Linked DNA regions of Mus musculus: region 2 is linked to region 1. The links are chromatin loops, found by intact Hi-C in ENCODE. Cell type or tissue: gastrocnemius. All regions are shown on one strand. Each heading gives the region's core, and the rest is flanking DNA. Links, peaks and the distances in the headings are about the cores only. Region 1 overlaps Osbpl6 (oxysterol binding protein-like 6). Region 2 overlaps Osbpl6 (oxysterol binding protein-like 6).

What was found. Hi-C counts contacts between places; a loop is a spot of excess contacts. Peaks named below come from ENCODE experiments on the same cell type or tissue, not always from the same donor. Only the 100,000 strongest peaks of a DNase experiment are listed, where the experiment ranks them.
Region 2: a loop joins it to region 1, with 2.2 times the contacts of the local background. A loop is called at or near these places in 3 of 42 quality-filtered maps.

The regions. Positions count from the first base shown.
Region 1 is chr2:76,409,327-76,425,031 of GRCm38, forward strand. All of the region lies in intron 1 of Osbpl6 (oxysterol binding protein-like 6), which reads left to right. Gm52557 (a long non-coding RNA gene) reads right to left here. Exons shown (of 3, transcript XR_003954042.1): 2 at 14,220-14,317; 3 at 1,501-8,398. Among named protein-coding and RNA genes, the nearest start is that of Osbpl6, 11 kb to the left of the region's middle. In gastrocnemius, for the core only: no CTCF peak of the experiment used is centred there; no DNase peak of the experiment used is centred there; H3K4me3 peaks cover 107 bases; H3K27ac peaks cover 2,329 bases.
Region 2 is chr2:76,459,868-76,475,572 of GRCm38, forward strand. All of the region lies in intron 1 of Osbpl6 (oxysterol binding protein-like 6), which reads left to right. Among named protein-coding and RNA genes, the nearest start is that of Gm52557, 36 kb to the left of the region's middle. In gastrocnemius, for the core only: no CTCF peak of the experiment used is centred there; no DNase peak of the experiment used is centred there; H3K4me3 peaks cover 330 bases; H3K27ac peaks cover 293 bases.

The sequences.
Region 1 (15,705 bases), core at 3,815-11,814:
TGTCCTCAAACAGTGTTTCTCTGTTCTCAGCCGCAGCCACTTCCTTTTGAAAAAAAAAAATCGCAAAAATATTTCCTTAGGCACAGGTGTAAACATTTCTCCCGGTGCAGATACCAAGGGATCGAATTGCTGGACTGTAGAGTTCTGTGAGTGTTTGAGTTACTAAATATTGCCACATTGTGTCTTCTAAGACTGTTGTCTTAGTTTACTCAGGGGAGCCAAGGAAACAAGCTGACACAGATAAGCAACTACAAAAGCAAACATTTTTTTAAACATACATGTTCTAAAATACACTTTTTATTTTTATTGTTTTAAGAAAAGCAGTGTGGTGAGCATGAAGCTTGGGATAGGGCCAGCCAGGTGGCTCGGCAGGTGAAGGCAGTTGCAAACCTGATGACCTGAATTTGATCCCTGGAATCCATATGGTGGTAGGAAAGAACTGGCTCCCACAGGGTGTCTATTGACCTCTCTACTCAAGCTGTGGCATGTATGTCCCCAAATAAATAAATGTTAAAAAAAATGTGCAGTTGTCTTTTAGGTGGATCAGGGAGATGACCACAGGTGGATATAAGTTGCACATAGTGATCTTACATAGGACTGGTGGGTTTTGTATAGATAATTGTTGTATTTTTGAAAAGAAAAACAGTGCATCTTGCAAGGAACCAATGATGGTATTTTAAAATTCTCAGGGAAAGAATGAAAACAAGGTCATTGGAGCTGTCACAAGAGGTGTCATTTGAAGGACAAGAAGCTGCCCCTGTGTAGAAGCATGAATTGCCAAGAGTTGGTGAAGAATGTTGGCAGGAAGCATGGGCAGGGATGGTCATGCTGGGAGGAGGAGGGCTACTTGGAACTGAGGGAATGTATGACCATGGCGGAGGCAGGCACTGGCAATTTCCCAACAGACAAATCACTCCAGATGTCCAGGGGATGATGGGTACAAAGAAGGTAGGAAGAGAGATCCAAGGCAGGAACCCTGGTTATCCGAGAGTTCTCAAGTTTGGAGAAAATGAGGAAGAGTTCATTTTAAATCACTGAGAAGACAAACCAGGGCTTGTGATGTGATCTTAGGTAAGGAAGAGAGGAAAGAGTCTGAGATATCTAAGTGAGGGAACTGGAGAAGCTACAGTGGATTTCAGATGTGAATTACAGAGTTAGTTCCTATCAACTTCTGTTTGAACACATAGGCTTTGGCGCTCCCAGGGGTGGTGAGGATCCTGCACTGAAGGATGGACCCCTGCAATGTATCTCAATGAGTACGGAGACGTCATCAGAGGAGCAGTACAGAAGACTCATCTGTATTGCTTACTTACGGATGGAACATAAACCAATAACATCTTGATTAAGATACAGTAGTGTGTCCATGTGGAAGGCGGCATTGAGCTACAGAGTTGAGGGAGTCCTGGGCTTGCAGGAGAAGGAGAAGGATGGGGTGGATGAGGTGGGAAGAGCAAATCATCCACAGTATGCAATGTGAGGGTTGGGTTCTAAGCCACCACTTACCTGGAGCAAGGATGCTAACAGTCACTTTCCAAGGGCACAGATAATGTAGTGGGCCTGAGGGATAGGGACCTTTGGGTTTGCTCTCCTAATGTTTCTGATTGAATGTTGTCAAGCATACGCACATGGGCTTCTATTGTCTCATTATACCTCCTTGATAAATAAATGTACAGCCCTCTCTAGCTCTGTCATTCTAACAGAGTCTCTGTGCTCCCCTTTGGAGACAAGGAACTTTTTATTTGTTCCTTTGCTCTATTTCTGTTTTGACAGATTCTCCCTATGTAGTTCAGGCTGGCCTTGAACTAATTATGTGGCCCAAGCTGACCTCAGACTCAAGATCCTCTGTCTCCGCTGTATGAATAATGGGGCTAGAGCCACTCCTAGCTCAGGTTTTTATTAATAAGGAATAGTAGTACATATTGTCGTTTTGGCTGCATAGTGAGGTGACAAGCACCATGGATGAAAAACAACTTACAGGAGGAAAGGGTTCATTTGGGTTCTAATTCCAAGTCACACAGTCCATCATAGAGGAAAGTCAGAGTAGGAACTCAGGCAGGAGCTTGGAGCAGAGAACATGGAGAAGCACTGCATGCTAGCTCACTCACAAGACTATGCCCAGCTTGTTCTTATACAGCCTAGGACCATCTGTCTAGGGATGGTGCTGCCTGCAGTGGTCTGGGCCCTCTTCCATCAATTAAAAATCAAGACACTCTCACACAGGTTGGCTGATCTAGGTAGTTCCTCAGTTGAGACTTATACACACTGACAGTTAAAGCTAACTAGAACATGTGCCTTTTGATGTTTTTTTTTTTTTCAAATATATGAAGAAAATATTCAGGCAGTAGAAATGGTCATGTTTTTGTTGATGCTTGAATGACTCATGGTAAGTTGGCTCATAGATTTTCAAGCCGAAAGGGATTTAAACATGATCTGTACTGGGGTGGGGTGGGGTGGGGGTGGGGGTGGGGGGGTCAGGACTGCAGCTGGGTTGGTAGAGTCCTTGTCTGCCATGCTTGAGTCTGTCTTTAGTGGTGTGCAAAGACAAAACCAAACCGAAAGCAACACCCAATCAAAAGCCATTCTATTGGCACCTCTGATTTCCAGGTTAAGAGAAGGAGGCCCACATTTAACCCCGTGGGCCCTGCAGATAACACTGAGAAGATTTGACAAGTAACTGAATTCTGATCGTGGGAAGAGGAGGTAAAGCCTGCCCTTTACTTAAGGAACCATAAGGGTAGATGAATGAGAAAGTGATCCAGGACTGAGATTTTAATCTTTCTTGTGATGCATATTCATGTATTTATATATCCCCCCTCTCTTGCTTTTTCTCTTTTCTGACTAGAAAATGAAAACGTGTGTATATAGTTTTTAGTGTTTACTCTTTTTTTTAAAAAAAGGATTTATTTATTTTATCCTCTATGTATGAGTACTTTGCCTGCATGCATGATGCGCACCACAGAAAGAGGCATGAAATCCTCTGAAGCTGGAGTTATGGTTGTTCATCATGTGAGTGCTGAGAACGGAGCCAGGGTCCTCTGCGAGAGCAGTATGTGCGCTTAACTACTGAGTCGTCTCTCCAGCTCCGAGAGTTTACTTTTTTGGACAACTATAGCCCTGTGGTTTGTTCAGTAGTGGGAGGGCACAGAGGAAAGTTAAATCCTCCGGAACTGGCTACTCTGTTTCCTTTCCTTGACATCCTCTTTCTTTATGCTAACAGAGAAAGTCAGCTGCACTTGGGTCAGGAATAGGACCTGAACATGTAGGTTTTGTCTTGCCTTTATAGAGGTACCCTTCCTATAACTCTTGAGACAGGCCTATTCACCCCTTCAAACCTGCACAAGCAGAAGGAAAAATAACACCCATTTATTTTTAGAATCTTTTTTTTTTCAGAAGTCAATCTAAAAATAAACTTGGCCTCAATTTCCCGCTGTAGGTGCTAAACTACTTGCCCTAAACTAGAGATAAGATTTATTTACTTATTTATATTACGATGTTGGGGACAGAACATGGGATTTTTTTTTTTTTTTTGGTATGCTACATGAGTGGTCTACCATTGAGCTACATCCTCAGCTCATTCTTATAAATTAGTATCATATGTAATAAGTATACTCGATACCTAAGTAGCTAAAGGAACAGTAAAGTAAATATATTGTGTCATGTGTTATTTCTGGAGATGAAGTTAAAAGTCTGGACTTATTTTAAATTATGTTCATATTTTTGCTTTCTGTTTATCCATAGCAGCTAGACAAGCTTTTGCATATTCTCACCCCAGCAGGCAGCACATCTGAACAGGGTTTATTGTATAATTTCCCAGGAATAGAAAGAGTGGCACAGTTTGAATGGCATGTGGATTGTGAAAAGGCATTAATATATTCTTTTTGATCTCAGTAAGTTTCAAATTGAGGCAACACACACACACACGGGGGGGGGCAGGTTGGGGAGAGAGAGAGAAACAATCTGCAAGGTAGGCCAAGCAAAAATGTAGGGCTCATGTTAAAAAAAAAAAAAAAAAAGTCCCCTAGGAACACAGGGGAGGAGGACAGAGTTGAGTCCAAGAGGAGCAGATAGTGATAGTGAAGTGGAAGGTCAGCAGAAGGGGGTGGGGGAGACTCCGGCCTCACCTGTCTTTCACTTTCAGAATGGGCCAACAGAGGAAATCAAAGTAGGGACCCCAGAAGCTATGTAGATCAGGTATTTTGGAAACCACTTGGCTCTCCATTAAAATAAAGACTTTAAATATCTTGGAAGCCGAAAAAATAAAAAAGATTTAAACAAAACAAAACAACAAAACAGCTTTACCTCCATCTAGGAAAGATCACACATATCAGGCAGAAGATAAAATTTATCGCATTAGAGATTGTTCACAACATTCTTAATGTCCAGAGAGCTCCTATGTATCAAGAAGAGAAGATGACTGATAACCAGTAAAGAAGGGGTAAAGGAAATGAACAAACCATTCATTCCACAGAAAATTAATTAGAAGTGGCACATAAATACAAAATCGTGCTTACTTCATGAGGAGAGAAATTCGAGCTTACAATACTGAATTCCTTGTATTGGCAAACATCATGATCTTTTTCATGCATTATGGTGGCAAGGCTTTCAGTAACCAGTGAGCATCATGCATTAGAGTTAGGTGAGCAAGATGGCAGATGTGGCATCTATGGATACTATCATTTCGCATTAACTACCCAAGTTAAAAATTTACTCTAGGGACCTCAAGGGGTTTCTCTATTAATATACTTTGCAGGATGAATTTGCATAGAAGTTTATTTTAGCATTGATTAAGGAAGGAGCATTAAAAGTTACCCTGAACTGACTAAATAATTTGGAAACAGAAACAAAATTAGATTGCTATTGAAAATGCAAAACCACCCAGCGCAGTGTTGGTGTGCGAAGATCTCTTGGCTGGAAGAACAGAACAGATCAGGGCACAGGTTAGAACGTGACTGTTCATGTTAAATACTGGAAAATGACTTTTCATGTTAAATATGAACTCAAGCGCACTTTCTCTTGTAACTGCACAGGCTGTTCCATAAAATACAAACAAACAAAAAAACTCAAAACGACAATTGCCTCTTGAAAAGAAAACTATGGTGTTGGGGTGAATATGAAAGGACACTTATTTTCTTGCTGTGCCCTATTAGATTATTAAGTGCAAGAATTCGTTGTCTATTCAACTGAAAAAGTTTCTAGGGCACCTTTCACACTGATCAGTTTTGTTGAGTAGTTGTCAGCCATGGAACTTTTTGTAACATCGGGGTCAGTCAGTTGCTAGAAGCACATGCTTATTTCCATAAGCAGTCACTGTTACTGCTAACCTGACGGGCTAGAGGTCCACATAGGACGACACCCGAAGCATTTGTCCTTTGGAACGGATTAACACATCTTGGTTCTCTAGAGTTCCCTTGCTTTCATTATGGCACTCCCAGCTAGCTGGTCTCACTGGAGAGAGACTCACAGAACATGGAGTGGGACCCAGGTATGCATGGGAATAAGGAAGAATGTGGAAGGCATTAATGGTAGAAGCCTGGGGCTGGGAGGGCGCAGAGAGTGAGACAACAGTTGCTCTGCCAGATTCTGTGTAGCCATTGTAGAAAAAAAGAGACCGTGGATGCTGTCTGTTAATGTCTTTATCACCTGTAACCCCTCCCCCAGAGGGCGGGTTTCCTCCTCTAGCGGAATCTGTAGGTTTTAATTGTCTTTGGTTCTGGGATGCATTTCTGGCCATCACTGGCCCTTTCCTAACTCTCTCCATCCCTGTAAACATTCCCTGGGTTGTTTTTTTTTTTTTTGGTAATACTTGCTAAGTTTTTGCTGGGTTCTACTCTCTTATAGCCATGTACTTAAGAGTGATTATGTCATCATGCCCTTGTCCTCACACCTGCTAAAAGTGCCAGCTATCAAGGTACAGCCCAGCACAGAGAGGTAGTACAAAGTCTATTCGTAGATCTGTTCATCTTAGAAGAAGAATAGCCGTGTGCTGGCAGGAATCTCATTGGCAATAATGCGAAGAGTTATGAGTTACATATACCGAAAAAATGGAAAAACATGGGGTTTATCACAGCTGCCACGCTGAAAAATGTTTTCCAAAGAGAAATAAAATACTCTAGTCATGAAGTTAGAACTAGCTATGCATCCAAATATATTGGGTAAATAATATGCACATTTCTGCTCTGAAGACATTCTCTGTATGTACGTGTCTTTCTGTTCCTTTCATACAAGTTTATTTAGAACTGATTGGTGAGGGGCAGAGGATTCAGCAGGCTTGGTGCAGCATTGTTGGATGATGGGAAGCCTTAGGTGTTAAAGTTGGGGAACTTGAAGAGCAAGAGTCGGGAGAAGTGAGTGGGAAAGGCCAGAGAAGTGCCTGCCCCTGAAGAGAGGGCAGTGTAGTGACCTCCGAAGGCTTGCTTTTGTGAAAGACTGGTGGAAGAAGCTGAAGGACTTCCATTTACCTTTCCAGCCTGGAGAAATTTCAGGATGTATGCAATCCTTAGCTTTCATTACGGAACATCTATTTCCTAGTGGAATTTTGAGAGCAGGTTTCATGTAACTACATTTTGTTAACAGATTCTCTAGCGTGTGTTGAATTCAGGTGAGCACAGTGTCATGCTAAACTGCGTTCACTGTGCCAGTCCATCAGTTTCTTTCAGTGTATTCCTCTGTGGAAATAGGCTCTTAGGAAGTATTGCCAGTGTAGACCCTTTTCAGCAAAGCAGTGCATATTTGATAGGAAGAGCCCTGGAATGAGCAGTGTGGATACCCAAGTTTTATTCCCAGCTTACCTTTGCAAAGTAATCGAGCCCGGGTCAGCGATCTCTCAGATCCTGTTTCCTTGTTAGAAATGAGCAGACAGTAGAGTGCCTCTCGGAAGAGGCAGAATATGAGGCACCACAGAAGGCTATATTTACATTAGATGAACTAGTTTTTGTAGTTGATATTTTATGCTTACGTAGCCTAGGCTGGCCTCCAGTTCACTCTGTAGCCAAGGCTGGCCTTAAACTGCTGCTCTTCCTGCCTCTGCCTCCTGAGTGCGGGGGTGGGGGTGGGGTGGGGGAGTGGGGGGATTACAGAGGTGTGCCACCCTGCTGGGATTCTACATTTTCCTCCCCTGAAGTGTTTTGTTCATTGATTACAGATGTGAGGTGAAACCTTTCTTTACTGATACTGTAGATCTTAGAAAGAACATGGAAATCAAAAGTAAATTACAATTGTATTACACTCTGATTTTTCTTAAATTTCTATATATACATACATATTTTACTCTTCTGGTTCTTTGCAAGTTAGTCTGTCTTGTCATAAGAGGAAAATCAAAGCTGGAAATCCCCAGTTCCTGGTGTGATTGGGGTCTCGAGGTGACATGGTGACACTGTTGTCCCCTATACCCTCTGACCTCCTGCGCTCTGTGCTCCTCTGGTTTTGAAAATTGGATACTGTTTTGCAAGTCCAGAAGCTGTCTCTTGGCTTTATGTGTGTTGCTATTTTATTCGCTGGCAAGCTAGGGATTGAACTCAGGGCCTTGCATGCCCTAGGCAACTACTGTACCACTGAGCTATGTCCCTTACCTTTGTGGGGTTTGTATATTTGTTTGTTTTTTTCAGAGATAGAGTCCTGCTATGTAGCTCAGGCTGGCTTTTGGCAGTATATTCTCTTGACTCAGGCCCTATCCTAAAGTTGGAATTATAGATGTGTGTCACTGACTCCTGCTTGGATTGGCTTGATTTGCTTTTAAATACCCCCCCGCCCCACCCATGTAGTTAATTAACTAATTAATTAATTAATTAACTAGCCTCGATAATTGAACCGGTAGGTCAGATATGTTAAGCACACAGTCTACCAGTAAGTTATAACTTAAGCCTCTTTTGAACTTCAGAGTGATACAAGACCGTAATACAAGAATATAAAAATGCGGAAAAGTATATTTTCAAGTCTCTTGTATTGCTTGTATTGTAAAAGTGTAGTTAAAAATTGAGTCTGACCTGCAGGTGTTTTCCAAATTGTACTTGTAATTTTTCTGTTTTGTCTTTATTTGTTCTGTTTGTTTCCCTGTGTAGACCAGGCTGGCCTCTAACTCAGAGATCCACCTGCCTCTGCCTCTCGGGTGCTGGCATTAAAGGCATAGTCACACTGTCCTGCCAGTGTTGTTAATTTTAAGAACTTAAAACATAGACCTTTTTCTTTGGAGCAATGTTAACTTCATAGCAAAATCAAGTAGAGAGCGCGAAGTTGTAACACGCACGCACATGCGCTCTTGCGGCTGCTGGCTGGGTGTTGGTTCCAGTCAGTGGACTCTGTGGACACGTCATGATCCAAAGTCCACAGCTGACACACGGTGTTAGTCTTCTCAGTGTACACCTGTTGCGTTGTGCAGCTCTGTAATGATGGGAGCTTACCACTGTGGGAGGGGACAGGACGGTTGTGTTAACCTAAAGAACTGTGCTGTCCCTCCCTGTCCCCTTCTTAACCTGCGCCAACTCCTTATCCTCCTACTGTCTCTATAGACAAAATAATTGTTTTGAGAATTTCTTTGTTGCCATTTTATTGGCTTACATTTTTATTAGCATGCATTGATTACACATAGCGATAGGCTTAATAGAGACGTTTTTGTTCATGTACACCATGTACTTTGACCATATTCACCCTCTTGGGTTCTCTTCCCCTTTCCCTAAACACCACTCCCCACCCCACTCCCCTAAACACTCCCTTTTCTAATTCTCTCTCTCATATGTGTGTGTGTGTGTGTGTGGGTGCGCATATATGAACACACACACACACATATACAATGATTTATATACAGAGTTAAGGATTTGCACATGAGAAAAGCGTGCATCATTTGTGTACTTATCTTTCTGGGTCTAGCTTACCTTACTTTCTATTACCTTGCTTTTCTATTTCTATTATCATTTACTATTACAATCTCCAGACACACCCACCGTTCTGCAGGTGAGGTAATCTCCCTCTCCCTTAGGCTGGCTGGGCTTCCATTGTCCATGTATCTGGAAGTGATCGCCTAGCCTGATTTCAGAGCTATGGAGAGTATTGCTGCATAAAATAAGGACATGCCCCCTTAGTTCCTCTAGGTGTGTTGGCCAGGGGTGAAATCACATGGTAGTTTTATGTTTAATTTCCCTGAGGAACCATATGCTAGTCATAACATATTTTAAAAAAATGATGTGTGTAGTATATGGCTGTGTACAGGCATGTGTTGTGGGGTGACCCTGCATGTGTATGCAGATGTGGAGGTCAGAGGTGGACGCCAAGAGCTTTCCCTGTCACTCACCACCTACTTTATTGATTTTTGAGATGGAGTCTCTCACTGAACCTGGAACTCACAGACCAAGATGGGGTCTGCCTCTTTCTAATCCCATCCCTGGGTGCTAGGGTAACAGCCTGGCGCCACCTCTCCTGGCTTTTGTGTGTGTACTGGGATTTGAACTCAGATCTTCAGGCTTGCATGGCAGACATGCTATTGACTGCTCCATCTCCCCAATACTGCTACTCATAGTTTGCTTTATTATTATTATTATTTTCTTGAAACAGGGTGTTACTATGTAGCCTTGGCTGGCCTGGAAATCACCATGTAGACCAGGCTAGCCTTGAACTCACAGAGATCTGGCTGCCTCTGCCTCCCTCAGTGCTGGGACTAATGACCACCATTCTCCGCTTACCCATAGGTTTTTTTTTTTTTTTTTTTTTTTTTTTAAGACAGGGTTTCTCTCTGTAGCCCTGCCTCTGCCTCCCAAGTGCTGGGATTAAAGGTGTGCGCCACCACTGCCCAGCTCATGTTCTTTTGAGCACAGTCATGCTTAACTGAATTTTAGTTGAACACTTAGGCTTTTTTCTTGGAATTATGGCAACTTGATGACTGGCCCTGTATATAGATGTTTGTCTAGAAGACCTCTGCTATGCCCTAGACTTGCTAAATCAAGGGAATATCAATTCTTTAAGATCTTTGTTATGTATCCACTGCAGAATAGTCTGTCAGATAATTCTAACATATTTTTTTCTAGTCTCCCTAATAGTGTTCATGATTTCCTGATATAAAGAACTGTCATGTGAACTGTCAGAACACAGGCGTCATGGGTTCACACACAGCTCATGCGCTAGACATTGTTTTGTGTGCTTGGTGGATAGTCAATTAATGGTCAGTGGTTTTTTTTAGCTCCATTGTAAGGGCAAGAACACTCGGAGGCAAAGAGGTTAAAGAACTTGCCCAAAGTAGTTTATCTGTCTCTAATATGGGTACACTACCAGGGCTTATCTCTGGAGTTGGGATAAGAGTTCTAGGTTCCTCTGTCTCACTGGGAGTCTCAGCAGTGCTACCAGCAGTATATCTCATTGCTGTAGAAATGGCACCCCAAAGATATAACAACTAACATGACCATTGAGAATTCAGTCTTCTTTTTAAAGGGTAAATAGTCAAGTAGCAAATTGTCTTCAAGTTAAACTTTACCTAAGTCAGTTACTATTTAGAACATTGTTGGTCTTCATTGACAATTACTTAATGACAGTTTTATGGTCCTTTTTATCTTGAAAGGAAGTGGGGACAGCATGTGTCCACCATACACTGTAGATGCTGAGCCTGGGCCTTGCTGTGCTCTGAGTACAAAGCTATCTGGTCAGCAGTAAAATGTGAACCAAATTCGCAATCCCTGTTGTGAGTAAACCAAGAGCATAAAACTCAGTTTCCTTAACCCACACTGGTGCTTCCATGTGCCATATCTAGAACCAGCATCCATTGTTGTATTTCACCATTAAAATTCTAATTTAAGCAAATAAAAGTTCCCTTTCTTTTTCCTTGTCTTTTGTCTTCCTCCCACGTTCTAGACATTTACATTTCCAGGCATTTGATATTTCTTTTAAAAAATTTAATCATGGGCTGGTGAGATGGCTCAGCGGATAGGAACACTTGACCGCTCTTCCGAAGGTCCTGAGTTCAAATCCCAGCAACCACATGGTGGCTCACAACCACCCATAATGAGATTTGATGCCCTCTTCTGGCACATCTGAAGACAGCTGCAGTGTACTTATGTATAATAATAAATAAATCTTTAAAAAATTTAATCGTTTGTTATTTAGAGCGTTTGTGCATATGTGCATTGCACACATGCACACATGCCATGGTGTGTGTGGTGTATAGGTCAGGGGGAACTTGTGAGAGGGTGTGAATGCCTTTGCTCCATTAATATTTCTTTTGAAGACACTTCATTTACTGCTAAGTGGTTTCTGAGTCTCTCTACCCACCCCCACCAAGGAAGTAGACTGATTTTTTTTGTCTAGGTTTGGGCTGCACCCTGAGGTTCTCTGGCTTCCAGAAATACTGAGAGTTCATCTTTTAGAAACATGTGAATAACTGCTCAAAAGATGTGGAGCACCTCAATGGAGGTGGGGGGTCTCATAAATGTAAAGACTGTATTTGAATTCCCCCAATTAAAAAAACCCTCAAACTAGTGCATTTAAAGGCTTTCTCTAGAGCTAGAAACTTTTATCTGTTCGTATTCTTCACTCCCACTTTCACGTCGCCTGTCACACGCTGGGGCATTCAGTAAGCGTTCTTCAATATATAATTATTGTTAATTGAGTTACATAAATTACTCTGTACATTGTCTGCTGTTAGAAATGCTAATTATTGCTTTGTTTTATTTGTGTTTACACTTTAGTGTTTGGAAACACAGAATTAAAGCAAAAATCTTTGGAATCCTGAAAGTTCCCTTAAACTTTAATAAAAACACATAGTGCTATAAAGCAGCATTGCGTGTCTAGCCTCAGAATTTTCACCCCTGGGCAGCTGGCAGCTATTTCTCTTTCTTCCTGTGAGAAATGTCTCCTAAAAGGTTGAGAAAAGGTTCTTTGAAGAAAATGTCTAATTATTCTTTGTGAGCTGACCAGCCGGTGGGAAATGACAAAGTTTAAGAACTCCACTTTTCAAGGCAGCAGGAAGGTTAACAAAGGTTAAATACATTTCTTTAATCTGCAGGTACTAAAACTCTAACAGCTTCTTCTTGGTGGAAAATAGGCTATTTGACACTTCTCTGCAAAATTGATGGCTTCAGTTAAATTCAAGTAGAAATCTGTTTCCTCAGACACATACAACTTTTTCAAAATTATTTGATGTGGCTGTGTGTGCGCCTGAGTGTAGGTGTGTGTACTGCATGCATGCAGAGGTCGCAGGAGGCTCCAGATCCCCTAGAAGTTACAATGGATGTGAACAGTGTGGTTGCTGGGAACTGAACCCAGGTTCTCTGCAAGAGCACTGTGTGCTCTTAACCTCGGAGCCATCTCTCCAGTCCCTTTAGATTATTTTAAAAGCTGCCTAGAAGTCATGTTATAACCTTTTCTCACTGTCGTTTGCTAGCATTGATGTGGTGACCATCTTACCAACAGGATGTTATCAATCTCATTTTGAGGGTGCCAGGGGAGTGCTGCCTAGTGGGGTTGTTCTTTGAAAATTGTTTATAGGTTTAAGGTCTGTGAACTTTCTGTAATAACTGGGTTTATTCAGAATTCCACTGAAGTGCAGCTAAAATGTCTGATCTTACCACTGTCACTGAACAGACTTTTGAGAAGTGTAGCTTAATTCGCCTTTCCGACTTAAAGATAGTTTAGAGTCCTGGTTAGTATCCTAAAGAAAATATTGGATAACAGTGTTGGGAATTGTTAGACAGCTGATTCTCGCAAAATGAGCTCAGAATGACAACTTACACGGAGAAGAGGAGCCAGCCTTCAAAATAATGCTTCCCTGGGGATAACGCTGAGACTGTTTTGTGACAAGCAGATGACCCAAGTATCTGTCACCACATTTTCTTAGGATCTCTGTTGAGTTAAGCTCCAGTTCTTCTTCCCAGCTCCATGCTCCCAGCAATAAAACTTAGACTCAAAATATATTTACAAATACCTTGGCCCTATAGCTAGGCTCTTCTCTGAACAGATATAACTTGAAATATCCCATTTAGTCTAGCCTACAATCTGTACTGGTTACCTGTGCTCAGGTACCATGCATCTGTCTGTCCGTCTTGTCACATCTTCCCGGTGAATCCCCTCCCCCGCAATGCCAGAATTCTTTCTTCTCCTGGATGTCCCACCTCTATTTTCTGCCTAAGCCACAGGCCATGGGCTTTTTAATTGACAGATGATGCACCCATACGACACACAAGCTATTCTCTCTACAAATCTCAGTGTGTAAGACTTAATATTTGTCTTTCCAGCATTGCCCAGGTTGTGTGAGGACCTCAATGCCATTTGGTTCGCCTTACTCACATTGAAATTAGGGAAATGGAAGTACAGAATGGGGTAGGTGTCCAAACTGGTGCCAAACCACCAGTTGCACTGACCAGGGCACACCTGGCTTCTAAAGGATTGTGACCTGGCTTGCGGGGCCCAGGAGGTTTGTTTTGCAGGTATATGCTGACAGAGACGGATGACATTCTTTCTATTCAGAGATGTGTGTCTGAGCTCACGGCTGGTCCCACATGTGCTGAGTTGCTGCAATACTAGTGCTTTCTCAGATGTGACATTAGCTTTAAAATCAGGTCACATAATAGGCAGATACAGGTAGAGATCCCTTTGAGAATGGCATAGCCTGAGCAGAGTGTGGATTAGAGCTATTAATCCAGCCGCTCCAGTGTGCTGCTGAAGCACCTGTGTCTGCGATTGGGAGCTTGGAGTGGAGCAAGGCATCTCCCCTCCTGACCTCTGTGCTGTTGTTATTATGTGTTTAATTTTACTCCCAGCATTGTTGCTGCTTTCCCTTTGAAACATCTGTTATCTTTTAAGGTTATTTAAAATAGAAATGGAAAACTACTTATTTATATATCTACGATTGTATTTACCATTTACAGCACCCGCCATTTCCTTTGTGCAGGTCCTTGCTTCTGTGTGGAATCGTTTCTTTTTCTGTGTAGAGAATCTAAATGCACTTGTAACACATACATGCAGTGTGGGTGGCTATAGGGATTGGGATTTTTTTTTTGGTCATTGTTTATTCACATTGTTTCTCTTCCTTTCTTTCTTCACCTTGTCTGTGTTAGAGTCGACACTTACTTTCCTGTTAGGCTGCTGGAGTCCCCCCTCCCCAACCCCTTATGGCCCACTGATGCTTTTTTCTCTTAGTTTTTCACTCTTCATAGTTTCTGTTGCTATCTCTGTCTTTTCTTCCGAGTTGCTTAAGGTATTATTAATTCCACCCAGAGACTTGGTTTTAAAAGTTTGACTATTACCAGTTTGAACTTGATATCTTCATTTTCTAGTAAGTCTTGGCCTTCTTGTAACTGTTCTAGATAAACTACCAAGCCAGGAACTCGAAACACCAAAGCTTCTGTGAAAGCAAACAAGTGAAAATTTACTACAAAGAACATATAGAGTGTTGACGACAAAGGGGCAAATGGGCAGAGTGGGCATATTTAATCCTCTTTCCATCAAAGCGCGCTGTACAGAGTTAAAAATGAAACAAAACCAGTAGATAGTGTCGTCAGTATATGTGTCCAGGTCCCTTTCAAGTCTGTAACTTGACAAATGGGAGTTACATGGGGTGGCTTATTGAAGCACTAATTTATTAACAGACATGGTGGATTTGTGGATTTCTGGAATTGTTTGGCTAATCCTCTTAAGGACATTATACCACTAAGCAGCCCCGCTATGTGTTTGATCAGTTTAATTAGAATGATCATTTGTCGTACTTCAGAAGCGTTTGGCTCTTGGTTGTTGTGGAAGGACCAAGGCAAAGAAGCATTTTTTCCAGCCATCTTTAAAGTCACAGCTCAAGTTGTTAAAATATATTTACGGTTGTGTTTATAACCTTTAGCTTCTTCAGATGCAGGAAGAATGTTGGCCAGTCAGGTTATACATCTAAGTTTTCCAATACTTTTTGGTAATTTTTCCATCACTTGGAGACTGTGTCATAGGATTTATCTTGACAAGTATCTAATAGTTGTTTTGTGTTGTGATGAATTATTTTATAGTAGATAGGGAGGAAACAAAAACCTTCTTGAGTTCTTGCATGGCTAACACCTTTTTAATCTTGTGTCAATCCAAAAGGAAAAGAGAACACGGCCCTTAATATTGTGTGGCTGGGAATCATGAATGAGTGTGTGTGAAAGTCAGTTTTATTTTATTACTCGACAGTCCTTGTTTTTACTGAACCAACAGGATAAGAAGTCAGAACACAAGACAGAGGCCATGAAAACACCTGCGGCAACTGTGATATTGTCACCCGAATTTGGTTTTCTGGTTTCTAAGATGAAAGGATAGAGAATTTGACTCCTGTTAAGTCACTCACCCAAACAGTTTAGTCTACTTGCCAAAACACTTCGATGGATGCCACTCGCCTTGCTACAGGGATCACCTTCAGTTTTAATCACACGCGAAACAACCTTTTCTTTCTTTTTTTTCCCCCAGTGAGAAAGTCATGTGACTGTTGGGTCCTGGCATCTGAAGGTGGCTGGCTCCACGTGTGTACAGTCATGAGTGCCGGTCGGTCTGTTCTTGACACCGTGGAAGCGTGTTTTGTTAAGACGATTTATGGTGTGCTCATCAATTTAGATTTCTCTAATTATGCTTGCCTTTCTCCACCCCAATTTTGATAGGGTCTTGCTCTGTAGCCTGGGTCTGAAGTTCAAGATCCTCCTGCCTCAGTTTCCTGAGTGCTGGAATAATGAGCAGGTACCATCATGCCTGTTTGTCTAGTGACTGGTGTTGATGAGGTTG
Region 2 (15,705 bases), core at 3,090-11,089, 50 kb after region 1:
TCAAATTTAAACATTATCTATCTACAAATACAGAAAGTAACAGAAGGCAAACTCTAAAGAGGTTAACCACACTCAAGGAAACACAGGAAATAAATAAACCAGCAAATCAAAAGAGGAGAAACTTGCACACACACAACACTACAACAACACTGCTCATTAATATCTCTCAACATCAGTGGCATCAATTTCCCAATAAAAAGACACAGATTAACAGCATGGATGTGAAAACAGGATCCATCCTTCTTCTGGATCCAAGAAACACACCTTAACATTCAAGGATAGACATCACCAAAATAGATGGAAAAAAAAATGATTCCAAAGCAATTGACCTAAGTAGCAAGCTGGTGTATCTATTAAATGAAGCCATTTAATATCAGACAAAATAGACTTCTAACCAAAACTAATGAGACAAGAGAGAGAAGGATATTACATATTCATCAAAGGAAAAAAATCACCAAGAGGACATTGCAATCTTACCATCTCTACTACAGCTAAAATCCTATATTGACACACACAGTGATAGTGAGTGACTGCAATACTCACCCTCACCAATAGACAGGACATCTCGACAAAAACTAAACAGAGATATGCTGTAGCTAACTATCTTATAAGCCAGATGGGCCCAGCCACCAAAGAGAATGCATGCTCTTCTCAGCATCCATTGGAACTTTCTCTAAACTTGACCACATACTTGGAACAAAGCAAATCTCAAGAGATATAAGAAAAGTAAAATAGCACCCTGCATCCTATATGACCAACATGGATTAAAGCTGGATATTAACAACAATAGAAAGCTTACAAACTTGTGGAAACTGAAGAATTCACTACTGAAGAAAATGGGTTGCTCTTTAAGCTCTCACCTTTCTTACTCTCACCTCTAGCCCTCCTTCTCTCTCTCCCTTCCCCCCTCTCTCCACATGGCCATGGCCAGCCTCTCTCTCTCTCTTTCTACCTTCTCTCTTTCTCCCTGCCTTTATACAATAAAGCTCTAAAACCATTTTTAAAAAAAGAAAATGGGTCAAAACAGAAACTAATAAACAAATTGAAGACATTCTGAAATTGAATGAAAATGAGTACACTACATTCCCAAACTTATGGGGCAAATGAAGGTGGATCTAAGAGGCAAGAAAAATGGAGATATCAGATACCAATAACTTAACTGTACACCTGAAAGCTCTAAAGCAAAAAAGGAAATCATACCCAGAAGAAATAGACAGCAAGAAATAATCAAATTCAGAAATTAATAAAATAGAAACATACAAATAACAACAGCAAAACACAAAGTATCAATGAAACAAAAACCGATTCTTTGAGAAAATCAGTAAGATTGATAAACTCTTATCCAAATTACCTAAAGGAGGAGAGAGAAGGTTCAAATTAATAAAAAACTGGGAATGAAAGGAGAACATAACAACAGACACTAAGGAAACCCATAAAGACATATCTTTAAAATACAATAATATTTTAAAATATAGCTTAAATATTTAATTTAAATAAAAACAATTTTAATATTTAATAAATATAAATCATATCTAAATTGTACTTTAAATAAAACGAAATATAAATATTAAAATATATAAAAATAGAAAGGACATTGGAACTATAAGGATATACATTAAAAATCTGTATTCCACCAAATTGGAAAATCAGATATGGATACTTTGCTCATTACACACATACCACTTCTTAAAGTTAAGTTGAGTTAAAGTTAAGCCATTTAAACAGACCTGTAATACCCAGTGAAATAAAAGCACTCATTAAAAGTCTCCTCTTACCTCCTCAAAAAATTCCAGAGGCACATGATTTTATCACAAAATTTCACTAGACTTTCAAAGAAGAGTTAATGGCAATATTCTTCATTATTTCACAAAATAGAAACAGAAAAAAAAAACATTGCACACTTTGTTTTATGAGGCTACAGAAGCCCTGATTCCCAAATCAAGACCTAACAAAGAGAATTACAGGCCAATTTCTCTTATGTACATAGATGCAACAATTTCTCCAAAACAAAACAAAAAAAGCTTGCAAGCCAAACCCAAGAGCACATCAAAAAGACCACCCACCATGATCAAGTAGGCTTCATCCCAGAGATGAAGGGCTGATTCAATGTACAAAAATCAATAAATGTAAACCAGCATAGAAGCAAATTGAAAGAAAATAAAACACATGATCATCTCACTAGAGGCACAAAAGGCCTTTGGTAAAAATCTCACACCCTTTCCTGATGAAAGTCCTGGAGAGATGAAGGATACAAGCACAATAAAGACAGTTTACAGCAAGCGATAGCCAACATCAACTTAAATGGAAAGAAACTCAAAAACAATTTCATTAAAATCAGGAACAAGGTATTATCCACTCTCTCCATACCTATTCAGTCTAGTACTTGAAGTCTTAGAAAAATAAGACAACTAAAGAAGATCAAGAGGATACAAATTGGATAGGAAGAAGTCAAAGTCTCTTTGATGATATGATAGTATACATAAGTGATTACAAATGGCAGGAGGGAATTTCTATAGCTGACGTATGCCTCCAGCAAAGTAGCTGGATACAAGATTAACACACACACACACACACACACACACACACACACACACACACACACACACACAAATAGTAGCCCTCATATATACAAGTGACAAATAAGAAAGAAATCAATAGCCTCAAGTAATAGAAAATATCTTGGGGTAACTCTAACCAAGCAAGTTTAAGACTTGTATGGTAAAAATTTTTTTGAAAGGACAATTTTTTAGATTCATGTGGTTAGGTAAAACCCAAGATAGGTTTTAAAAATTCACAAATAATAAAAAGAACTGCAGGAGGTATCACTATCCCAGACTTCAAGTTGTACTACAGAGCTATAGTAATAAAAACAGAATCGTATTGGTACAAAAGCAGAAATGTCAATCAATGGAATAGAATCGGAGACCCAGACATAAATCCACACACCTATAAACACCTGGTGTTTTATAAGGAAGCCAGAAATACACATTGGAAAAAAGTGTCTTCAACAAATGGTGTTGGTCATATTGGACGGCTGCATGTAGAAAAATGCAGATAGGGCTGGAGAGATGGCTCAGTAGTTAAGAGCACTGACTGCTCTTCCAAAGGACCTGAGTTAAATTCTCAGCAACCACATGGTGGCTCACAACCATCTGTAATGGGATCTGATGCCCTCTTCTGGCTTGTCTGAAGACAGCTGCGATGTACTCATGTAAATAAAATAAATTGGGGGAAAAAAAGAGAAAAATGCAAATAGATCCATATTTATCACCTTGCACCAAACTCAACTCCAAATGGATCAAGGACCTCAACATAAGGCTAGATACCCTGCATTTGTTAAAAGAGAGCATTGGGAATGGGCTTGACCTCATTGGCACAGGAAAGGACTTTCTGAACAGAACATTGTTAGCACAGGCACAAAGCTCAAAAATTGATAATGAGACCTCATGAAAATGAAAAGCTTCCGCACAGCAAAGAACACCATCATCTGAGCAAATGGACAACCTTCAAAATGGGAAATACCTACTACATATCCAATAGAGAGACAATATGCAAAATATATAAAGAACTCAAAAAAATTAAATATCAAAAAACCCAAGCCACTTAAAAATGGGGGTACAGATCTAAACAGAGAATTCTCAAAAGATGAAGTCACATGGCTGAGAAACACTTCAATATTCAACATCCTAAAGCATCACAGAAATGCAAATCAAAGTAACCTTGAGAATTCATCTTAGCACTGGTCCATGTGGCCGAGATCAATATTATCAGTGACAGCTCACGCTAGTGAGGATGTGGAGTAAGGGGCACACTCATTCGTTGCTGGTGGGAGTGTCAGCTTATACAGCCACTATGGAAATCAGTGTGGCACTTCCTCAGGGGGATGGGATTTGACCTACCTCAAGATCCACCTATACCACTCTTAGATAGATACCCAAAGGACACTTCATTCTACCATAGAGTCACTTGCTCAGCCATGTTCATTGCTGCTCTATTTTTAATAGCCAGAAGTTGGAAACAACCTAGATGTCTCTCAACAGAAGAACCAATAAAGAACTGTAAAATTGTACACAGTAGAGTACTACTCAAAAAATGAAATCATGAAATTCACAGGCAAATGGATGGAATTAGAAATCATCCTGAGTGAGGTATCCCAGACCCAGAAAGACAAATATGGTATATATTCACTTACTATGTGGATATTAGCTGTTAAGTCAGTGGTCATAAAACTGCATTCCATAGAAGTATTGAGGTTAAGTTAGTGTAAGGGAGTAGGGGGAACAAAGAGATCACCCTAGGAAAGGGAAGTGGAATAGATCAGTATGGGTGGACATGGGGGCTGAAGCAGGAACTGGAATGGATGGATCAAATCCGAGATAAAGGGAGAAGAGACAAAAGGGGTAAAATGTGGAGAGACAGTTAACATTATGAAGCATCCTAAAATATATACATATATGAAAGCAATCTAAATGATACCACCAAATAATGTGGGAGATAGAGCCCCAACTGGACATCTCTTGTCACCAAATGAAGCTTCCAGTACCAGAATTGGGTTACATTTAATTGAATTGTTGACTTGAGGGGGTCCCATGGGAACCACCGAATGACCCTGGCTGTTGCCAAGACTAAAGTTTGCTCTGTACAACCTGACAGCAAGGCCCCATTGCTGCAAACAGCACTTACACAACTCACTGAACAGAAATACATCTGGTGCCTACATAGAGTTTTCAGTCCTGTGTTGGATAGTTTTATGTCAGCTTGACACGAGCTGGAGTTATCTAAAAGGGGAGAACTTCAATGAGAAAATGCCTCCATAAGATCTGGCATATTCTTAATGAGTGATTGATAGACAAGGGCCCAACCCATTGTGGGTGGTGCCACTTTGGGCTGGTGATCCTGGGTTCTATAAGAAAGCAGGCTGAACAATCCATGGGGTGCAAACCAGCTCCACGGCCTCTGCATCACCTCCTGTCTTCAGGTTCTGGCCCTGTTTGAGTTCCTGTCCCGACTTCCTTCAGTGTTGTGGTACAAGTGGAAGTATACGACAAACCCTTTCCTTCCCATGTTGTATTTTGGTCATGATGTTTCATCACAGCGATAGAAACACTAGGATAAGTTGGTACCAGAGTATTGTTGTGACAGACCCAACCATGTTGTTTTGGGGGAGAACTGTGGAAGGACTTTGGAACTTTGGGCTAGAAAAAGTCATTAAGTGTTGAGAGCTCAGTGAGCTATTATGTAGGAGCTTGAAAGCTAAGGTTGAGAGAGCGGTGCAGAAGATGGAGGTCTGTCTTGTGAAATTTCAGAAGGAAGCAAAGTACCTTGGCTTTTGTGTGACTAATCTGGTCAGCTGGAGATAAAAGTGGAACCCTTGTGTTACTGAGACAATTGATTCTGGCTAGCTAGGGCTTGGAAATTCATGGTGATTAAGAAGAAACCAGCATCATTGAGGTTAAATCTTCTGAGAAGTGTTTCTCAAGAGTCAACACACAGATGCTGTGTTCCAAGCTGGCAGCCAAACATGGAAGTCTAAGAGTCACTCAAGTGGTACTGGTTTTGAAGGCATGGTGGAGCCATGGAGAACATCTGAGGCTCAGCACTGTGAGAGGCCAGGAAAGGCCATTGGTGAAGGTGTAGCCTTAGTAGCTATTGAAAGACCCAGGCCTGAAGGGGTCATACAGAGAAGTTGAAGCTTGACACCATGAAGAGAGCCTTGGAGAGGCTATTGATGAAGTACAGCCTAGCTACAGCAGAAGACCCCAGCATTTTGGAGATGCCAGTACTATGGGACAACCACCAAGATGAGCAGCTGTGGAGTGGACCCTGCCTTAGGTTAGAAGACAAGCTGTGTGTGCTGCAGAGGGTGGAGCTGGAGAAGTGACCCAAGCCCTTGGGAGGAGCCCAGAAGAGCATGAGTGAATCCCAGATAGTTGGACATTGCTTCCATCTGATTGTGACTGTGCCTTTCCTCTTGAAGTAAGGAAGTATTTCATTTATTTTACAGAAGCCCACAGTAGAGAGACTGAATTTTAAAAGAGATTTTAGGTTTTAAAAAGAGACTAAATTTTTAAAGAGACATTTCAAGTGTTTGAATTTTTAAAGAATGTGGGAACTTTTAAGGTTGTAAAATATTTTATATTGAAGTGTTATTCATGTGTGATTTGGATGGATGGACACGAAAAAGGAAATGCTATGGTTTAACAGGGATGTGTTTGTGTGTCAAGCTAACAGGGGTCAGTTGTGTTGGATAGTTGTGTGTCAGTTTGACACAAGCCAGAGTTACCTGAAAGAGAGAACCTGAATTGAGAAAATACCTCCATAAGATGTATGGAGGGCATTTTCTTAATTAGTGATTGATGAGAGAGGGCTCAGGCCATTGTGGGTGGTGCCATCCCTGGGCTGGTGGTCCTGGGTTTGATAAGAAAGCAGGCTGAGCAAGCCAGTAAGCAGTACCCCTCCATGACCACAGCATTATCTTCTGCCTCCAGGGTCCCGCCCTGTGTGAGTTCCTGCCCTCACTACATTTGATGATGAACTATTATATAGAACTCTGAGCAAAATGAGCCCTTTCCTCCCCAACATGCTTTGGGTGATGATGTTTCATTACAGCAGTAATAACCCTAACTATGACAACTCCTATGTTCTAGTATCTTTGGTACAGGAAGGATCTCTGTACACTACCAAAGGAGAATCATAAACCAAACCAGCTATAAACCCTTCAACCTACAGTGTTGTCCTGTCTGCAAGATATATTAGGGTAGTGGTGGCCAAAAGTTTGTGGTACTAAGTAACCAATATCTGATTTGACTTAAGGCCTACTCCAAGAGACGGAACCCAAGATGACTCTGCTTGGGTGACCAAACTCCAGCGATTGATATCCCAGGGACCTAGAGTAAAACCAAATTTTACTGTTCTTAATAATAATAATAAAAAATCACAGCAATAAAATGACTCCAAATGACATTCTGCTATACTCACAGATCAGTGCCTGACTCAGCCATCATCAGAGAAGCTTCTGCCTGCACCAGATGGGAACAAATACAGAGAGGCCCAGAGCCAGACATTATGCAGAGACTATGCTACCTTGGAACACTTAGCTCTAAATGGGGTGTCTCCATCCAATTCCTCCCCCCAGGGCTCAAGAATCCTTGCAGAAGGGGAGGCGAAAGAACAGAATGGAGGACAGCAAGGAAACAAGGCCCTCTAAACCAACACGATTAATCCACATATGAACCTACAAAGATGGTGGCGGCCGGCACAGGGCCTACTCGGGTCAGTTCCAGTGGGGCCCCAGAGCTGGGAAGAGAAGTGGACACGTTCCCTCCCCTGTCCCCCCATTTCTAACCCAGAAGCAATTTCCAACTGATAACCACTTGCAAATGAACATTTAGTTTCCTTCAAGAGAGTCTCACTGGAAATGCAAACTACCCTTCAGGGTAGGCCACTAGCCTCCAGTCGAAGATACTAACCACTGAGAAAGGGGACTCAGTGGTGTCTTTGGACAGTTGTCGTATCACGATGTCATGTTGGGGCTTTTCCTTTTTAAAAATATCATCTTACCGTTTTTCATTTTTATTCCCTGTTTTTTCATCTCTCTTTTATCCCATGGGTACCTTGTGTAGATTATGACTTCCAGGTCAGTGTCTTTATGGAATTCCAGAGTGTTTGGTCTTTGCTTCTTATTCTTCTCTGGGGCTCTTTTCCTTCTCTTTATTTGCTTTGTCCCAATTCTGGTGTGTTTTTGTTTTGTCTTATTATATTTTGTTACTATCTCTCAGAAGCCTATTTGTTTTCTAATGAGAGTCAGAAAGGATGGATCCAGATGGAGGGCAGGTAGGGAAGAACTGGGAATAGACCAAGGGGAGACCATAATCTGGATATATATGTGAGGAAAAAAATCCTTTTTTTTTTTTTTTTTTTGGTTTTTCGAGAAAAAAATCCTATTTTTAATAAAAGGAAAATATGTTTGTGTTGGGCAAATGTGAATGAGGAAGTATGTTTGAAGTGCGGAGTGGCGGGAAACCCAGCCCCCCCCCCCCCAATCAGGGGAGAAGGGGAGGGTGGTGGGAGAAGGATTGTGGGAGGGGATGGTGGGAAGGGGCATTGAGCGGGATGGAAAGTGAATAGGTAAAACAACAGAATTACGTTTAAAAAATAGATCTGCAGGGAGGACCAGTGGGAGGGGAATGGAGGGGAGATGGTAGTAGGAACACACAGAAAAATATGGTGGTATGCACATGAAAAAAAAAAAAGGAAAATATATACAGCAACAGGAAAAGGGACTGCTTGGGCCTAGTTGTCCTCTCCCCCCCCCCCCAGCTAAACTTCTGCCTTTCAAAAACCAAACATCAACAAATACAACACCCCCCACCCTAGCCCAAAAATCCCTCACTAGGCGCCAGCGACAGTTACTGTGCAAGTCTCAGCTCAGCAGCCTCCATTCCAGCAAAATGTGATGGCAGTTCCCACATCTTACTTGGCTCCAGGTCGCTGCCTCCTATTTCTCCCCTTTCCCTCTGAATCAGCAGATGTGCATGATGTCATCCTGAAGTTGGCAGCCTCCGGAGTGCTAAGTATCGCCCTGCAGAAGTCAGCGTGGAGATCCTGCCTCTGTTGTTTTTGCTTATTAAGTTGTGAAAGTTTTCAGTGAGTAAAGGATTTTTTTTTTTTTTGAATCATGACATTTTGGTTTAATCAAAACAGAAACGGCCGAGGAGATGGCTCAGTGGGTAAAACGTTAGCCACGCAAATGTAGAGACTTGAGTCTGGATGTCCAGCATCCATGTAAAGCCAGATGGACGTGGTTCAGTGAGTCTGCAATCCCAGTGCTATGTGGTAGGATGGGAGGTGGAGACCAGAGAGGGGCCTGAAACTTAAAGGCCAGCGTGCCTGGTATACACAGCAGTATACAGCAAAGGATCATGTTTCAAGCGAGATGGAGGGCAACAGTCAACACCCTAGGTTGTCCTCTGACACACATGCTTTCTGTGGTATGCACACATACACACACACCTGTCAAACACATATTTTATAAAATATGTGTTTTTATAAAATATATGTGTATGTATATATACATACACATATATTTTATATGTGTATGTATATATACATACACATATAAAATATACATATTTTATATATATATATATATATATATATATATATATATATATATATATATATATATATATATATACAGTTAAAATTACAAGGAGTCCATGAAAGAACAGATGCAATCTGTGCAAATAGAACCTTAGAGCTATGGCCACAGATTAGTGCTGTTCCCAATCTACAGAGGTTACCGCAGAGGCATCGTAACTGGTTGAAGTGCTGGGATCAAGTGCCCATTGAGTGCTCAGTCTTAAGTGGGACATCTGTATTACATCTGTATTACTCCATCCTGCCAAGGCTCAGAGAACATTGTAGAAGGGGTCAGAAAGGGGGTGAGACTCAGAGGGTGGGGAGGAGCGCTGTGAATGGCTGACCTCTAGAGAATGGGTGTGTTTATATAACTCTACCTAATGTTAAGATGGATGAGGTGTACGGTAGCTGGAGTTGGCTTGTAGCTGACTTCTCTACTTCCTCCTAGTGTAGTTTTCCTGAGTTCAGTCTGAGCCTTCTTTGATGCTTTTAGAAGATACCTGTGTTTTCTTCTCACCTTGCCGCTGCTGCCTAGCTTGGGAGTAGAGAGAATAGGAAAGCCTCACCTTCAAAAGAGGCAGGCCAGCCTTCAGTTCCTCTAGGATCTGTAGTGCAGAATAACAGAGGACTCATAATATTCTCTCTCTCTCTCTCTCTCTCTCTCTCTCTCTCCCCCCACCCCCCCACCCCCACCACTTACTCGGCATTTTTGTCTGGAAGTCTCAAAGGCATCTTTAACATTAAAAAAAAAAATTTTTTTTATTTTTAACTTTTTAGCTCTCTACTCAAATCCAATCTTTTGATCCTGTACTCGTCAGCTACACCAGTGTGTCCTGCTGTTCTTTTACACGGCACCTCCGTTCAATCCCCGCTCCAGAGGAGCTCAGGGCCTCTTTGATGCCCACTTTCTCACGGCACTTCCCACTTGCATGAGACAGCTCAGTCTGTTCAACTCAGAACACATCGCAGAGTCCTCCCTCTCTGGCTTCCACGGTCATCATGCTCTCTGTTCAGACCTCCATCCCATCTCTGCCTTGATCACAGTCAGTCCCTGCCTTCCACGGCACTTAGACAAAAAAACAAACAAACAAACAAACAAAAAACAAAAAAACAAAAACAAAAAAACACTTCAGGTCTCCAGACGGTCACTTCCGTGCCCACCCCTCCCGCTGCACAGACCCGCTCCCACCCGTCTTTCTGCCCTACTTAAGTGCGGCTTCTCGAGAAGCCGAGTGCTTCCACTCACCGAAGTCAAATCCCTTTCATTTCTTTCTCCTGAGACTGTTCTTCTCCTTCTGACATTTAATCCCATGCAGATATGCCTAGGTTTTAGATCTGTCTTTTTTCATCAGACTGTAAGTCCACACGTTCAAGGTCAAGTCTGTTATATTTAACACCATACCCCTGATTCCTAGGATTGTGAATGGTACACGTTAGAACCCTAATGTGTTTTCATGAATGACTAAGTGTCTCTTTGTAAAGCGACTATAAATACCACTTTCTGACATTCCTCCTCGACTCTTAAAGGTAGCAGTAGGTGGCTTTCTTGGCAAAGCTGGCGTAGAAGGTGCTGCCACCCGAGGCTTTTCCAGTTTTGAGTGGTTCTAAATAGCCCGGTGTTTGCCATTCACAAGGAGCCTCCCTTCCTCTTATTTCATGATTCCTGACACTTGGTTAACAGTTTAATTTTAAATCACTACCGAGGCTCGCCTCTGATGGAAAAAGGAACTTATGTAGGTTGTTTAAAATGTATGAGTCTTACTGCACCGCACAGAATAGCAAAAATAATTTTACTGCTTTGGTAATAAGATCCCCTCCATATGCATTACCTCCCCCAACAATGTGCTAAGCTAGAGTCTCTCTATCATCGCTGAAACAGGATGATTTGGGCTGAAGGGGGGAGTGGGGCTGGAACAGCCACAGTAAGATGTGTTGGGATTTTAGGATTTCCGGTACTCTGGTGGTAACAGGAGTCCTGGTGTGAAGGGATGGACGCGGTGGGTTTGACAGCAGAGACCTTACATGATCCCCACTGCTAGTGCATTTCCAAGGCCCCAGAGCAGTTAGGGAGCAGAACAATGGCCTCATTCAGCATGGAGGTACTTCTTGATTATCTCTAGATGCCTTTTCTAGACCCTAGTGTCTGAAGGTTCGTGGAAGATGATTTATCTTTTTTTTTTCCTTCTTAATTCAAGGGGGGGTGGGCAGTGACATTCATTGTTATAGTTTGGATCTGACAGTGTTAATGACATGAGAGTAGGGTGGTGGATCCTCTACTAGAAGAATCCTATGACAGGAGTTAGGTCTCAGGGTATGCCTTTGAAGGCGTGTTGGAATCTTAACCTCTTCAGTCCTTCTCCCTGCAGCCTAACTGCCACAAGGAGAAGACATCTTTCCTACTGTGCACTCCCTGTGTGACGCATCTGGCTAGCCCTGTACCAAAGCGATCGTATTAAATAGCCTCAGCCCTACACCTTTGAAACCGTGAGCCAAAATAAAGTTTTCATCTGTGTACGTTGATTCTCTCAAGTACTTGTCACAGAATCGTAAAGGTAACGAATACACAGGGCACATGCTTGTAACGCCATTCTAGTTTGAGTGTGCTGTTAACGCTGTGCGTGCATCTGAACTCTGCTATTTGTTAGCGGTCTTCTGAGACGGGGAGCCTAGGCCCTGGAGCGTGTGCTGTTCTTGTTGTGTCCTGGTGTAAGGCATAAAACGCTTCATAGAGAGGAAAACTGTGCTTTGTTTAAGTCACCGTGCATTTAGACGTCACGATGCAAGGCACTGCTCCAGCCCCTGCGTGCTGTGCATTTGTCCACCATGAACCAAAGCTACCTTTTGCAGAAAATGTGTTTTCTCTACCTGTAACAATTAGATACTAATCTCTTAATATGATTGGGGATGGTCTGTCTTCAGTATACCTCTGCACACTGGCATTTGATCCTCATGACATCTCTCTGGAGTTGCAAAAAGCTGGGGGTCACCTTTAGCAAACCCCTTTCCTTATCATCTGTTCATATCTTCTGATAGATAACTCTACCTCCAACATTTTGCTCATAGATGATGCCACAGTTCTTCACAATGACTGCTAACATTCCAGCCGCACCTCTATGGTATCCCGCCACCGTCATCCTTAAAGAAACAGATCTCAGCTTCCTACCCTATTAACAACCTTCCAGTGACTTCCGACGATCCTGAGCAAAAACCAGAAATCCCTACCCTGCCATGGAGGCTTCTGTCTCCCAGTCCTCCTCTCAGGCCTTTGATTAACTGGGCTAGGCATCCCCTTGCGCAGGTCTTCTCCTTCTCCTTGTGTGAAATGCCTCCCAGTTCCTGCTTTTACCTGAGGAAGACCTGTTCCTCCGGCTGCTTTCATTTGAAATGCCGTTTCCACAGAGCAAGGCAGGAAGTACGAAGGGAGGTGTTGCAGGATGCAGGAAACTACAGAACAGTTGTTAATAGAGTAATCCGGTTCGCTGGCTTCCCCAGATCTCAGCATATGAATCCACATATGCTAAGATGACTGGTGTTCACCTTCTCATCCCTGGGCAAAGTTAACTAACAGTCTAACAGTCATCATCTAATGTCTGTTTCCTTCCCTGGCCCTGAAGCCTGTCTGTGCTTTGAAAAGTTTGGGCCACGTGTGTCATGTTCACCATTGCATTGGCCTTTAACCCTGAGCTCACGATAGCCGATAGCCGTTATTCAAACACTTGAAGAGAAATGAAATATGAATGCATTGAGAGCTGGTTGGTCCAGACAGGTCAGGAAGCAAGAGCTGATGCAGAGGCCATGGAGGGATGTTACTTACTGGGTTGCTTGAATTCCAGTCCTGACTTTCTTTGGTGATGCACAGCAATGTGGAACTGTAATCTGAATAAACCCTTTCCTCCCCAACTTGCTTCTTGGTCAGGATGTTTTGTGCAGGAATAGAATCCCTGACTAAGACAAGTTGGTACCAGGGACTGGGGTATTGCTGGGATAGGCCTGACCATGCATTTGTTTGGAGGAATGTGGATCAGGGGACTTTGGAAAGGGGTGAATTGCTTTAAGTTGAGCTATCCTAGTGGGAAAATGGAAGACTTTGCTGCTGAGTTGATTTGAACTATGCAGACCTGGCCCAAGAGGTTTCAGTAGAGAAGAATTTTAGAATGTGGCCTAGAGACTGTTTTTATGGTATTTTGTTGAGGAATGTGGCTGCTTTTTGCCCTTGTCTGAAGAGTCTGCCTGAAGCTAAGGTGAGGAGACTCAGATTAATTTGCATTGACAAAGGAAGCCTCAGAAATGCCCATCCATAGACTTTGTTTTTTGGTTAAGTGTCATGAAGAGGACTTTAAACAAGCATAGCAAGCTTAGAAAGGAAAAATAGAAAATATATGGTTTGAGTATTAAAGGGGCAGCAGGAAGTGAAATGGAGCCGAATCCTGTGTTTAAGGAGATAAATTTAGGGAGTGGAACTTTGGGCCAAGATCCCACTCAGCTAAATTTAGATACAGGCACGGTGGTACACACCTTTAATCCCTGGAGATAAAATCACAGATCTCTGAGTTCAAGGCCAGCCTGGGACAGAGCAAGTTCTAGGTGAAGAAAAGCTTAAATCCAGGTGTGGTGGTACACACCTTTAATCCCAGCATTGCTAAAGAATAAGGGGGGAGGGGTGTTCCAGCTCCCAGCAAGCAGCAGAACTCAGCAGTTTAAGCCATTTGGCTCTGACTTTAGAGTCAAGAAGGGACTATTGGAACAATTGGTGCTGGTTAGCTGAAGCTAAGAAATTAGTGGTGATTGAGAAGAGACCAGCATTACTGAGGTGAAATCTTCTGGACAATGTTTTCTGAGAACAGAAAGAAGCTGTGTTCCAGAGATAGCCAAGGTTGTACTGTAGCTGGAGTTGGTAATGTGTAAGAATCACCCAGATGATACTGGTCCTAAAGGCATGAAAGCTGTATGAAGAGCAGCTGAGGCCTGTCACTGTGAGAGGACACAGAAGGCCGTTGGTGAAGGTGCAGCCCCAGTTGTAGTTGACTACCCAGGACTAAAGGGGTCATGCAACAAAGTTGAGGCTTGGCACCATGAAGAGAGCCTATGAGAGGCTATTGGTGAAGCATAGTTTCTGTGGAAGATCACAACATATTGGAGATGCCAGTACCATGGCATGATCACCAAGAAGAGCAGCAGCAATGGAGTGGAGTCAACCAGAGCTTAGAGTGCTACAGAGGGCAAAGCTGGAGATGGAGCCCTTTGGAGGAGTCCAGAAGATCATGCGTGTATCCCAGACATTGGAACAAAAAGTTGTAACATTGAAGTTGCCTTGGAGACCCCACAATGTTTGAGATGCCATAGCCCTGGTCTATCTGCTGAGGAAAGCTGCTAATGGAATGGAACCAGCTCAGGAGAAAGAAGTTTGTTGCAGTCAGCAAAGATGGAAAAGGTGTGGAAATCTGAAGACCACTTTGACATCAGACATGGAGGTGTTTGTTTGGAGTTTGCTCAGCTGGCTTCCTGTCTTGCCTTGGGGTTTACAGTTAAGTGATTGGACGCATCTTAGAAGAGACTTTGAACATAGGACTTTTAACTTTGTTAAGACTGCTATAGACTATGGGGACTTTGGAAGTTGGACCAAATGTACTTTTTTATTATGCTATGGCTAGGTATGGCCCCCATAGACTCATGTATTTGAACAAACCTATGGGGGCCAGGGAATGGAATGTGATGGTTTGTATATGCTTGGCCCAGGAAGTGTCACTATTTGGAGGTGTGGCCTTGTTGAAGTAGGTGTGTCATTGTAGCCGTGGGCTTTAATACCCTAGTCCTAGCTGGCTGGAACCCAGTATTCTGCTAGCAGCCTTCAGACGAAAATGTAGAACTCTCAGCTCCTCCTGCACCATGCCTGCCTGGATGCTGCTATGCTCCTACCTTGAAGATAATGGACTGAATCTCTGAACCTGTAAGCCAGCCCCAATTAAATGTTGTCCTTTATAAGACTTGACTTGGTTATGGTGTCTGTTACAGCAGTAAAACCCTAACTAAGACATATGCCATATCTATTTATAAGGACTTTGGACGAGCACAGAAAGGAACTTACCAGAGTCTCTTTGTACTTCGTTCACGTAGGGCAGACATAGTCACCAAGAGGCCCTCCAAAACCACAATTTGCCCTCCTGGATGACTGAGCTGTTCTTTATAGGCCCCATGGCCAGGGCTATTTTCAGGCATGGTGTAGTTTCAGTTTGAAGGCAATTGCTCTTTTTGATTACACTCTGTTTCTGTCTACGGAGGGGAGCCACCGAAGAACTTAAGTTGATTTGAAGTCTAAATTCTTGCAGTGCCGACACTTCCTTGTAGGCACCAAATAGAGAACATTTAGTTACTGTCGCTGTGCTGCGCAGTCTGCATTTGGACTGCACACAAAGAAGCCGTCCTGTGTGCTGTTGTGTTTGTCAATGGGGAATTTTGCCAGATGCTGCACTCTGAGCAGAAAGTGATACGGGTATGTATTTACACGCATGCGCATTTACACTTTGGAATCTAAGACTTCTTTCAAGCTCCAGTTGTGTGTGTAAG